2 separate regions of the Homo sapiens genome follow, and region 2 is linked to region 1. The links are chromatin loops, found by intact Hi-C in ENCODE. Cell type or tissue: PC-9. All regions are shown on one strand. Links, peaks and the distances in the headings refer to the core of each region. The heading gives the core; the rest is flanking DNA.

Region 1 (5,367 bases), core at 298-5,297:
TGCTCAGTAGCCACATGTGGCTTGCCGCCTCCATGTATACAGAATATTTCCATTGTCACAGGCAGTTTTATTGGACAAGGCTACACTGAGGTCTCCCCACCCCCAACCAGTGGAGGGGGGCCTTTTGGCTGGGGACAGGGGACAGGATGGTCTGGGTAGCGGGAGGTCAGGGACTCCAGGGCTGAAAGGAGGAGTATTTGCCCAGAGCGGAGTCCTGGGCGTGTGTGGGGATTAAGCCTGAGCTTGTGATTAGAGAATGGCCTGGGAGGCGGCTGATGGGGGCTTGGCTGCCTGGGCCCAGCAGGAATGTTTGAGCTCAGCAGAGAGCGTGAACAAAGAGTGGAGGCAGAGCCAGGCAGGCAGGCAGGTGGAGGACGAGCTCACGGAGACACAGGGCAGCTCCGTTCTGAAGCGGAAATGGCAAAACACGACACCTAATAGCAGGCAGCTTCCTTTTTTCACTTGCTACACCCTCAGCTTCCCTGTGAGGCCCACAGGCCTCCCCGAATTCCTCCCAGACTAGGGCAGTTTTGTAATTTACCACCGCTTCCCCCACTGATGGGCACTTAGGTTATTTCATTTGTAAAAAATGTGGTTATCTGTTTGCTTTTCTGTCCCTCCTCCCTTCCAAGACAGGGGGCCCCCAGGATGTGAGGGATGTATCGTGTTTGCTACTATATCCCCAGAGCCGGGTACACAGTAGGTGCTCAATAAATGGATGAGTGACTTGTGGGAGGTATTGTGGGGGCAAGAGGTCGAGATCCTCCACGGGGGTTGGGGAGGAGCCTGGCTCCTGGGAAATGTCAGTGATGCAGAAAACACGATGAGGGAACCTGACGCCCTGCAAGCTAAGGCCTCCCCTTCCTCACCGGGTCCTCAACCACCCTCAGACTGGAGTCTGGCCACTTTCCTCATAGTGTCCCTGGGCCCCCACCTGACGGTGACTCTGTGCCGACTGCAGACTTTGTCTCCTGGGGCACACAGAAGAGGCGCCATGATCCACCCAAGGGGACCTCAAACTTACATTGTTTGTCCATTCCCACTCCTGTCTCCCACAGCAAGCTCCCTGGGAGCAGGAACCTGAGTCTATTGTACTTGATCTTGAATCCTGAGTGCCTAGAACAGGACTTGTCACGTAGCAGGTGCTTAGTAAATATTTGACAAATGAAGGGATGGATGGATGGATGGATAGATGGATGGATGGATGGATGGAGGAAGGGAGGGAGAGAGGGAAGAATGGAGGGATGAAGATATGGATGGATGGATGCAGGAATGGAGGGATGAAGAGATGGATGGAGGAATGGAGGGATGAAGAGATGGATGGATGGATGGATGGATGGATGGAGGAATGGAGGGATGAAGGGATGAAGAGATGGATGAATGGATGGATGGAGGAAGGAAGGGAGGGAGGGAAGGAGAGATGGAGGGATGGAGAGATGGAGGGATAGATGGATGAATGGATGGATGGATAGATGGATGGATGGAGGGATGGATGGATGGATGGAGGGATGGATGGATGGATGAACAAACCAATGAACCTCTTCTCTTCCATCATAGTTTTAACTTAGGACCTACTAACCCTTTCCTGGTCCTCCCCTAAGGGGACCTTCTCCGGGATCACAACAGTACACTGGTCCTCCCACTCATTCATTTATTCATTCAACAATGACACTGAACACCCACTCTGTTGCCCAGGCTGGAGTGCAGCAGTACAATCTCGGCTCACTGCAACCTCCACCTCCTGGGTTCAAGTGATTCTCCTGCCTCAGCCTCCTGAGTAGCTGGGATTACAGGCACCCGCCACCACGCCTGGCTAATTTTTATATTTTTAGTAGAGACAGGGTTTCGCCATGTTGGCCAAGCTGGTCTCAAACTCCTGACCTCAGGTGATCCAACCTTTTCAGCCTCCCAAAGTGCTGGGATGACAGGCGTGAGCCACCGCGTCCAGCCTAAAATTTTTTAAAATGTGCCCTTTCTTGCATGTTCATCACATCTCAATCAAGCTGGAAGAAAAAGTGCCAGCCTCCAAGCCTGGTACTCAGCACGTGGCCTGGTTTATAGTAAATGCCCAACAAAAGTTACTATTTGCCATGATTCCATGTCTTCCTTTATTGAGACTTTTCAAGACCCTACAGAGCAGGTGTCAGAGTGTCCCCATTTTGCAGATGGGGAAACTGAGGTTAAGAGAGGTGAAGACATTTGCCCAGGGTCACACAGTTAGGAAATAGATCAGTTGAGATTTGACACCTCAGCTCACTGGCTCTTCCCCATGGTACAGAGAAGTTAAGCCACCAGCCCACAGTCCCGCAGCTGGGTGCATGGCAGAGCCAGGGTTCAAACCCAGGTTGGCTTCAAACTAAACCCTAATTTGGCTTTGTGTTCGGCCCCTTGTGGCCTAGTCTGTCCATCACTGAGTCATCCTGGCTTGGGAGGAAACGGGGCCCTGACCTCCTGACCTGGGCTGTCCTCCATCACACCTGGCACCGGCCCCAAAAATGCAGCCCCACCAGTCTGGGCAGTGTGAGGTGAGGTGGGGCAGGGAGGAAGCAGGCTTGGGCGTTGGACAGAAGATGGGAGTTTTGGGGCTGGGTTGGGCAGCCTGTCCTGCCGGGATCCTGAGCCAGCAGAGCCTGTCCGGCCCCACCCAGCCCCTCTTTCTGCCCTGACAGTGTGACTTCCTCACTTGATGTACCCACCCCTGAGAGGCCTAGGGCCAGGCTTGACAAGTGGGATCCAAGATGTGTAGCAGGTTGTGTCAGAAAGTGCCCCGGGGGCTGGGCGCAGTGACTCACTCCTATAATCCCAGCACTTTGGGTGGCAGAGGCAGGAGGATCATTTGAGCCCAGGAGTTTGAGACCAGCCTGGACAACATAGCGAGACCCCAACTCTACAAAAAAGTTTTTTAAATTAGCCAGGCGTGGTGGCGCCCCTGTGGTCCTAGCAACTCAGGAGGCTGAGATGGGAGGATTGCTTGAGCCCAGGAGTCTGAGGCTACAGTGACTTGTGATCATGCCACTGCACTTCAGCCTTGGTGACAGAGCAAGACCCTGTCTCAAAGAGAAGAAGAAAAAGGAATGTGGCCCAGGGTTCAAGATGAAGTGTCTGAAATCCCAAAAACCTGGATCTGCAAGATGGGCTGATGGGCTTTTCATAGTCACGGTGGACCCCAGCCATGGGTGGGGCAGAGTCGAAGAACCCTTTGCTGAGCCCACGGCTAACCCCTCAGTGGCTGGGGAGGGGAAAAACCAGGGTGGCCAGGGGCTCAGAGCAACCGCTATTTAACTACCGGTTGGGAGCTATTTCAATATTTTGATAACACACAGGGCTGTACAGGTGCATTCAGGAGAGAGCCAGGAGGCGGTCATCGGAGCAGCGGCTCCCTGGGCCGGCAGGAGGGCGGGGCTGCCTGGCAGGCAGGGAGAAGTGGCATTCTGCCAGGGGGCCCGGGCGGGTAGGGGCCTGAGGCACATTCTCAGGGGATGACTCAGGGGCAGGCAGAGCATGACTCACCGTAGACCCTCTCCTGCTCCAGCTGCCAGGGCCTGGCCTCCCCTCTGGCCCCAGGAGAACTGTGGGGAGCTCACAGGGCCCCCAGCCCAGAGCTGAGCGTGAGTCAGCCCATGTGGGCTGGAGGGCCAGCACAATTTTCCACTCCTTGAATTGTCCTGTAAGAAAAGTAAACACATGTTACAAAACAGGGGTGAAGCTGGGCCAGCCCCCTCCTGTCCCCTCGGAGCAGGGACAGGAGCAGGGCCTTCATGCCAGGGGCTGTGCACACATCCCTGCCCACCGGCTCTTCCCAATTTTACAGATGGGGAAACTGAGGTCTAGAGAGGTTAAGAGAGCCACCTGCCCAAGGTCACACGGCTAAGGTGTGAGGTGGAGCCAAGTTTCAAACCCAGGTTTCAGGCTGAAACCTGTAAGTGTATCCCGGCTGTGGGCAGACCAGGGCTGGAGTTACTGCAACATCTGTTTCTGTTCACAGCCGTGTTTCTCAGGGTGGCCCCAAACTCACCTGCCTCAGCATCCCACGGAGTAGGTGTTTGTTAAAATGCAGATTCCTGGCTGGGTGCGGTGGCTCACGCCTATAATCCCAGCACTTTGGGAGGCTGAGGCTGGTGGATCATTTGAGGTCAGGAGTTTGATACCAGCCTGGCCAACAGGGTGAAACCCCATCTCTACTAAAAATACAAAAATTAGCCAGGTGTGGTGGTGCATGCCTGTAATCCCAGCTACTCAGGAGGCTGAGGCAGGGGAACTGCTTGAGCTTGGGAGGCGGATGTTGCAGTGAGCCGAGATTGTACCACTGCACTCCAGTTTAGGCAAGAGAGTCAGACCCTGTCTCAAAAAAAATGCAGATTCCTTGGTGGCTCATGCCTGTAATCCCAGCACTTTGGGAGGCTGAGGCAAGAGATTGACTTGAGCCCAGGCATTCAAGACCAGCCTGGGTAACACAGCGAGACCTCATCTCTATAATTAATAAATAAATAAATGCAGATTTCTCGGCCCTGCCAAGACTCACCCAACCGTAATCTCTTCCAGGGAGGGACCCTGGAATCTGCATTTGTAAATGCACCCCAAGTTGGGGTGCATACAGCCACAGATGGGAGAATGGCTGTCTCGGAGAGGGCTCGGGATATATCCCACATGTCCCTCTGTCCCGGGCTGGGCGAATGCTGCCCCTCTTGTTTCAAACTGGTTCACAGGCGAATACCCCAAACACCTCTCCAGCTGCTAGGGCAACAGTGATGGCAAACAAGGAGGGCGGGCGTGAGGAACCCTTCCGAAGTTGGTGGCCTCCCATGAGCTGGCTGCCTGGTCTGGCTGCAGGAACACAGGTTTCAGGGTCGCTGAGGGTGGCCTGGTTGCCAGGGAACAAATGGCCCTGAAGGTGCGAGCAAACTCGAGGAAAGCAAGCACCCTCCCCCACCCCGGCAGGCTGGCCCTCCACCCACGGCAACAGAGGGGATGAGTCACTTGGCAGGAGAGGGCTTCGCGGATCCAAACAAATCCCATCTGCCCAGAGGAGGATGCATGGGGTGAGAACGGATCTCCCACCCCATCCGGCCTGCCCACAAACGTGTGGTGTGTGCACGTGTGTACACATGTGCGCACACACACAGCCATGGGAGCTCCTAGCCCAGCTCCTAGAGAATGGAGAGGGGAGGGATGGTGAAGCGCCACTCAAATTCCTCCCTAAATCTGCTAATTCTACCCGCCACTCCTGGGCCAGGCTCAGCTGAGTCAGCGGGAGACCAGCCCAGCTGCCCCAAGCCCGAGCCCAGGAATTAGAACTCTGAAGAGTGGAGGGAGGCAGAGGTTCAAGAGCTCAGTCCAGGAGCAGGCTGACCCAGGTACCAGCCCAAA
Region 2 (5,367 bases), core at 167-5,166, 650 kb after region 1:
CAGGACCAGGTAAGCTCTTGAGTTTTGAGGCCAACAGGAAGCCATTCTCCAGGGCAGCCACGGGGGGATCTGGAGGAGCCTGAAAGAAGTGCAGGCCCTGGTAGTGGCTGGCTGTGATGGGCTTGGCCAAGCCCCTTGGGCGTGATCATAGGACTCAGGGCACCATGGTGAGGATGAAACTAGGAGTGCAGGTGGGGCGCGGCGGCTCACGCCTGTAATCCCAGCACTTAGGGAGGCCGAGGCGGGCAGATCACCTGAGGTCAGGACTTCAAGACCAGCCTGGCCAACATAGTTAAACTCTGTCTCTACAAAAATACAAAAATTAGCAGGGCATGATGGCTGGTGCCTATAATCCCAGCTACTCGGGAAGCTGAGGTGGGAGAATTGCTTGAGCCTGGAAGGCTGCGGTTGCAGTGAGCCAAGATCGCACCATTACACTCTAGCCTGGGTGACAGAGTGAGACTCCCTCTCAAAAAAGAAAAGAAGGAAGGAAGGAAAGAAAATAACTAGGAGGCTGGGCGCGGTGGCTCACGCCTGTAATCCCAGCACTTTGGGAGGCCGAGGCAGGTGGATCACGAGGTCAGGAGATCGAGACCATCCTGGCCAACACGGTGAAGCCCCGTCTCTACTAAAAATACAAAAAAAAAATTAGCCGGGCGTGGTGGCAGGTGCCTGTAGTCCCAGCTACTCGGGAGGCTGAGGCAGGAGAATGTCGTGAACCCAGGAGGCAGAGCTTGCAGTGAGCCGACAGAGCGAGACTCCGTCTCAAAAAAAAAAAAAAAAAAAAAAAAAGAAACTAGGAGTGCGAAGAAAGCCCCCACAGCAGCACTGGCCTGCGCTGGTGATGATCTATGGCTCCCGCCCCCGGACCCACACTGGGGCTTGGAGCCTGCCCCTCCCCAGGGAGAGCTGGCCCTGTTTCCTGGCTGCCTCTCCCAGCTGGAAACTCACCCAGCTTTGGTTTTCATGAGCGCAGGCCTCCAGCCCTCCTCTGGCCTGGTCAGCCCCAGCCTTCCCTTTTCCAGTCTCAAGTGGAACATGACATTCCACCTTCCGTTCCCAACCTCTGTCTACTCCATGTGAAGAGATCCAGTCACCCAGAGGGACACTGGAGATGGCACCTCCCAGGTGTCCTCATCCCACATGCCTCTGCTTCCTGCCTTTCTTCTGATCCCCAAATGCAACTTTCTGGTTTCTTTCATTCTTTTTTTTTTTTTTTTGAGATTGAGTCTCGCTCTGTCAGAGGCTGGAGTGCAGTGGCGCAGTCCTGGCTCACTGCAACCTCCACCCCCTGGGTTCAAGGGACACTCCTGCCTCAGCCTCCTGAGTAATTGGGACTACAGGAGTGTGCCACCTCGCCTGGCTAATTTTTGTATTTTTAGTAGAGATGGGGTTTCACCATGTTGGTCAGGCTGGTCTCAAACTCCTGCACTCAAGTGATCTGCCCACCTCAGCCTCCCAAAGTGCTGAGATTACAGGCGTGAGCCACCATACCCGGCTCTTTGTTTTTTTCAAGAGTCTCACTTGCTTGCCCTGGCTGGAGTGCAGTGACATGATCATGGCTCACTGCAGCCTCAACCTTTTGGCCTCAAGTGATCCTACCTCCTCAGCCTCCCAAGTATCTGGGCCAGGTGCACCACCAACACACCCAGTTAATTTTTAAATTTTTGTAGAGAAGGAGTCTTGCTATGTTGTCCAGGCTGGTCTCAAACTCCTGGGCTCAAGTGATCCTCCTACCTCAGTCTCCCGAAGTGCTGGGGTTACAAGTGTGAGCCACGGCCCCTAGCTCCCCTTGATTTCTTGTGGGCCTCCTTTGACCCTCCACTCTCTCTGGCCACACTGCCTTGGTTCCTTGGCTGGCTCTTTTCTCTTTCTCTCTCTCTCTCTCCTTTCTTTTTTCTTTTTTTGAGATGGAGTCTCGCCCTGTTGCCCAGGCTGGAGTGCAGTGGCGCAATTTCGGCTCACTGCAAGCTCCACCTCCTGGGTTCACGCCATTCTCCTGCCTCAACCTTCTGAGTAGCTGGGACTACAGGTGCCCGCCACCACGCCCGGCTAATTTTTTGTATTTTTAGTAGAGATGGGGTTTCACCATGTAGCCAGGATGGTGTCGATCTCCTGACCTCATGATCTGCCTGCCTCAGCCTCCCAAAGTGCTGGGATTACAGGCGTGAGCCACCGTGTCTGGCCTCTTTCTTTCTTTCTTTCATCTTTCTTTCTTTTTTTTAATTTTTGACGTAGTCTCACTCTGTCGCCCAGGCTGCAGTGCAGTGGCACGATCTCGACTCACTGCAATCTCTGCCTCCTGGGTTCAAGCGACTCTCCTGCCTCAGCCTTCTGAGTAGCTAGGATTACAGGGGTACGCCACCAAGCCCAGCTAATGTTTGTATTTTTAGCAAAGACAGGGTTTCACTATGTTGGCCAGGCTGATCTCGAACTCCTGACCTCAGTTGATCCACCTGCCTCGGCCTCCCAAATGCTGGGATTACAGGTGTCAGCCACAACGCCTGGCCTGATTTACTCTCATTTTCTATTAACCAGAGGCCTCCTGGTGAGAAGGCCCCAGGCTGGGTGTCAGGGGTCTTAGATCTGGTCTCATGGTTACAGCTAATTCTTTGAGGGTCTTCAGAAATGTCCATCCTCCATGTCAACAGGCTCTGCTCTGCTTGATGAAATTATTGTAACTGCCCCATGGCCTCATAATCAATTGATAAAGCAGTTTGATGGCCATTTCTGTGTAAAGCAGAAACAGTCCAGCCAGCATGGCTGTGAATTGAGTGTTTCTAGAGGGAGTGCACTCGGTTGAAGGCCTGGGCACCTGGTTCCTCCTTGTGGACACTGAGAAGCAGAGAGGCACTTCCCTAGGGGAAAAGTCCCTAAAGGGAGCTGAAATCCTCTTCGAGTGTGGGAGGAGGAAGAGAAATTGAGTGCTGAAAAGGACAGGGCGGGTGAGCTGATGGAGGGGAGACGGAGAGGCAGAGGGAGAAGGAGAGGGAGAGGGCTGGCAGGCGCCCATAGCTGGGGCCAGAGAGAGAGGGTGCAGGGGACTCCAGCCACCTCAAATAGGGTTGCAGCCAGCCCCATTTTTGTGTGTTTGTTTGTGTGTCTGTTTGTTTGTTTTTGAGACAAGGTCTCCCTGGGTCACCAAGGCTGGAATGCAGTGGTGCAATCATGACTCACTCCAACCTCAACATCCTGGGATCAAGTGATCCTCTCACCTCAGCTCCCTAAGTAGCTGGGACCACAGCATGTGCCACCAGGCCCAGCTGATTTTTTTTTTTTTTTTTGAGATGGAGTTTCGCTCTTGTTGCCCAAGCTGGAGTGCAATGGCGCGATCTCAGCTCACTGCAACCTCCACCTCCTAGGTTCAAGCAATTCTCCTGCCTCAGCCTCTCGAGTAGCTGAGATTACAGGCGCGCGCCACCGTGCCTGGTAAATTTTTTGTAGTAGAAACGGGATTTTACCATGTTTGCCAGGCTGGTCTCGAACTCCTGACCTCAGGTGATCCACCTGCCTTGCCCTCCCAAAATGTTAGGATTAGAGGCGTGAGCCACCATGCTGGCCCTTTTTTTTTTTTTTTTTTTTTTTTTTAAGATGGAGTTTCTCTCTGTCCCCCATGCTGGAGTGCAGTGGCATGATCTCAGCTCACTGCAGGCTCTGTCTCCCGGGCGCAAGCAATTCTCATGCCTCAGCCTCCTGAGGAGCTGGAAATACAGGTGCCCACCACCATGCCCAACTAATTTTTGTATTTTTAGTAAAGATGGGGTTTCGCCATGTTGGCCAGGCTGGTCTCAAACTCCTGACCTCAGGTGATCCGCCTACCTCGGCCTCCCAAAGTGCTGGGATTGCAGGAGTGAGCCACTGTGCCCAGCCAATTAAAAAAAAAAAATTTTTTTTGAGACGAAATTTCGCTCTTGTTGCCCAGGCTGGAGTGCAATGGCATGATCTGGACTCACCGCAACCTCCGCCTCGTGGGTTCAAGTCATTCTTCTGCCTCAGTCTCCCAAATAGCTGGGATTACAGGCATGCGCCACCATGCCTGGCTAATTTTGTGTTTTTAGTAGAGATGGGGTTTCACCATGTTGGTCAGGCTGGTGTCAAACTCCCGACCTCAGGTGATCCGCCCACCTTGGCCTCCCAAAGTGCTGCGATTACAGGCATGAGCCACCACACCTGGCCTTAAAACATTTTTTGTAGAGATGGGGGCTTGCTATGTTGCCCAGGCTGGTCTTGAACTCGTAGGCTCAAGTGATCCTCCTGCCTCAGCCTCATGAGTAGCTGGGACTACAAGTGCACACCATCACGCCTAGCTAATTTTTTTTTTTTTTTTTTTTTTTTTTTTTTTTTTTTTGTTTTGAGACTGAGTCTCATTCTGTTGCCCAGGCTGGAGTACAGTGGCACGATCTCGGCTCACTGCAACCTCCACCTCCCGGGTTCAAGTGATTCTCCTGCCTCAGCCTCCTGAGTAGCTGGGATTACAGCTGCCCACCACCACGCCCGGCAAATTTTTGTATTTTTAGTAGAAGTGGGGTTTCACCATGTTGTCCCGGCTGGCCTCGAATTTCTGACCTCAAATGATCCTTCTGCCTCGGCGTCCCAAAGTGCTGGGATTACAGGCATGAGCCACCGCGCACTGCTAATTTTTTTTAAAGATGAAATCTTGCTATGTTGCCCAGGCTGGTTTGGAACTCCTGAGCTCAAATGATCCTCTCATCTGGCCTCCCAGAGGGCTGGGATCCCAGGTGTGAGCCATCGGGAACCAGCTGCATTTTCAGTGCTTACTCATGGCCAAAGTGAATCAGATCCAACTGAGGAGGAGGAGGCGCGCATCACAGGTCTCCCTAGACAAGCCAGGCACTGTAGGGATCTGCAGGGCCTCGGGATTGTGGGGGGCTGCGGTCAGCCCCTTCACCCCAACACCTACCTGCCTGGGGCTCCCCCACCGTGTTCCTGCTCGGCATCCACAAAGCAGCGCGTGTGCCGGACGCCCCCTACTGGTCGGGGGAGCCCCAGCCCTGTGAGCCCAGAGATGTCCCCCTGACTTGGGGAGAGGAGGGCCAGAGGACCGGAAGTGGCTTTGCTCCGAACCCCAGTAGGAGCATCTGACCCCCGTTCCGCCTTCCTGGGAGCATCCAGGATCCTTTCCCAGGCAGGGACTTTTTGCTTCTCAACCTGGCTCCAACGACTGGTGTCCCTGCCCCCGCCACCACCCCAAAGAGGCTATGGTTCCCCATATGCACGGGAGTATAGCAGGGCCGGAAAGGTCAGGTGCTGCATCCCCCTGCTCCCAGCAAATTTCTATAGCGGAACAAGCCTCGTTAAGACTGAGGACATAGATTCCTGCCTGGGTTCCATCTCCAATTCTCTGTA

Evidence for each region. Hi-C counts contacts between places; a loop is a spot of excess contacts. Peaks named below come from ENCODE experiments on the same cell type or tissue, not always from the same donor. Only the 100,000 strongest peaks of a DNase experiment are listed, where the experiment ranks them.
Region 2: it touches region 1 in a loop (6-fold over the local background); 6 of 110 quality-filtered maps call a loop at or near these places.

Annotation. Positions count from the first base shown.
Region 1 is chr16:4,943,109-4,948,475 of GRCh38, reverse strand. No RefSeq gene overlaps it. Among named protein-coding and RNA genes, the nearest start is that of PPL, 8.6 kb to the right of the region's middle. RefSeq lists enhancers at 1-664, 4,065-4,578, 4,579-5,092, 5,093-5,367. In PC-9, for the core only: no CTCF peak of the experiment used is centred there; DNase peaks (open chromatin) are centred at 495, 2,625, 3,555 and 4,995; H3K4me3 peaks cover 684 bases; H3K27ac peaks cover 4,039 bases.
Region 2 is chr16:4,288,203-4,293,569 of GRCh38, reverse strand. No RefSeq gene overlaps it. Among named protein-coding and RNA genes, the nearest start is that of TFAP4, 18 kb to the right of the region's middle. RefSeq lists enhancers at 2,811-3,429, 5,029-5,138. In PC-9, for the core only: CTCF peaks have their summits at 2,846 (motif pointing left), 4,778 and 4,984 (motif pointing left); DNase peaks (open chromatin) are centred at 2,819, 3,169 and 4,899; H3K27ac peaks cover 1,448 bases.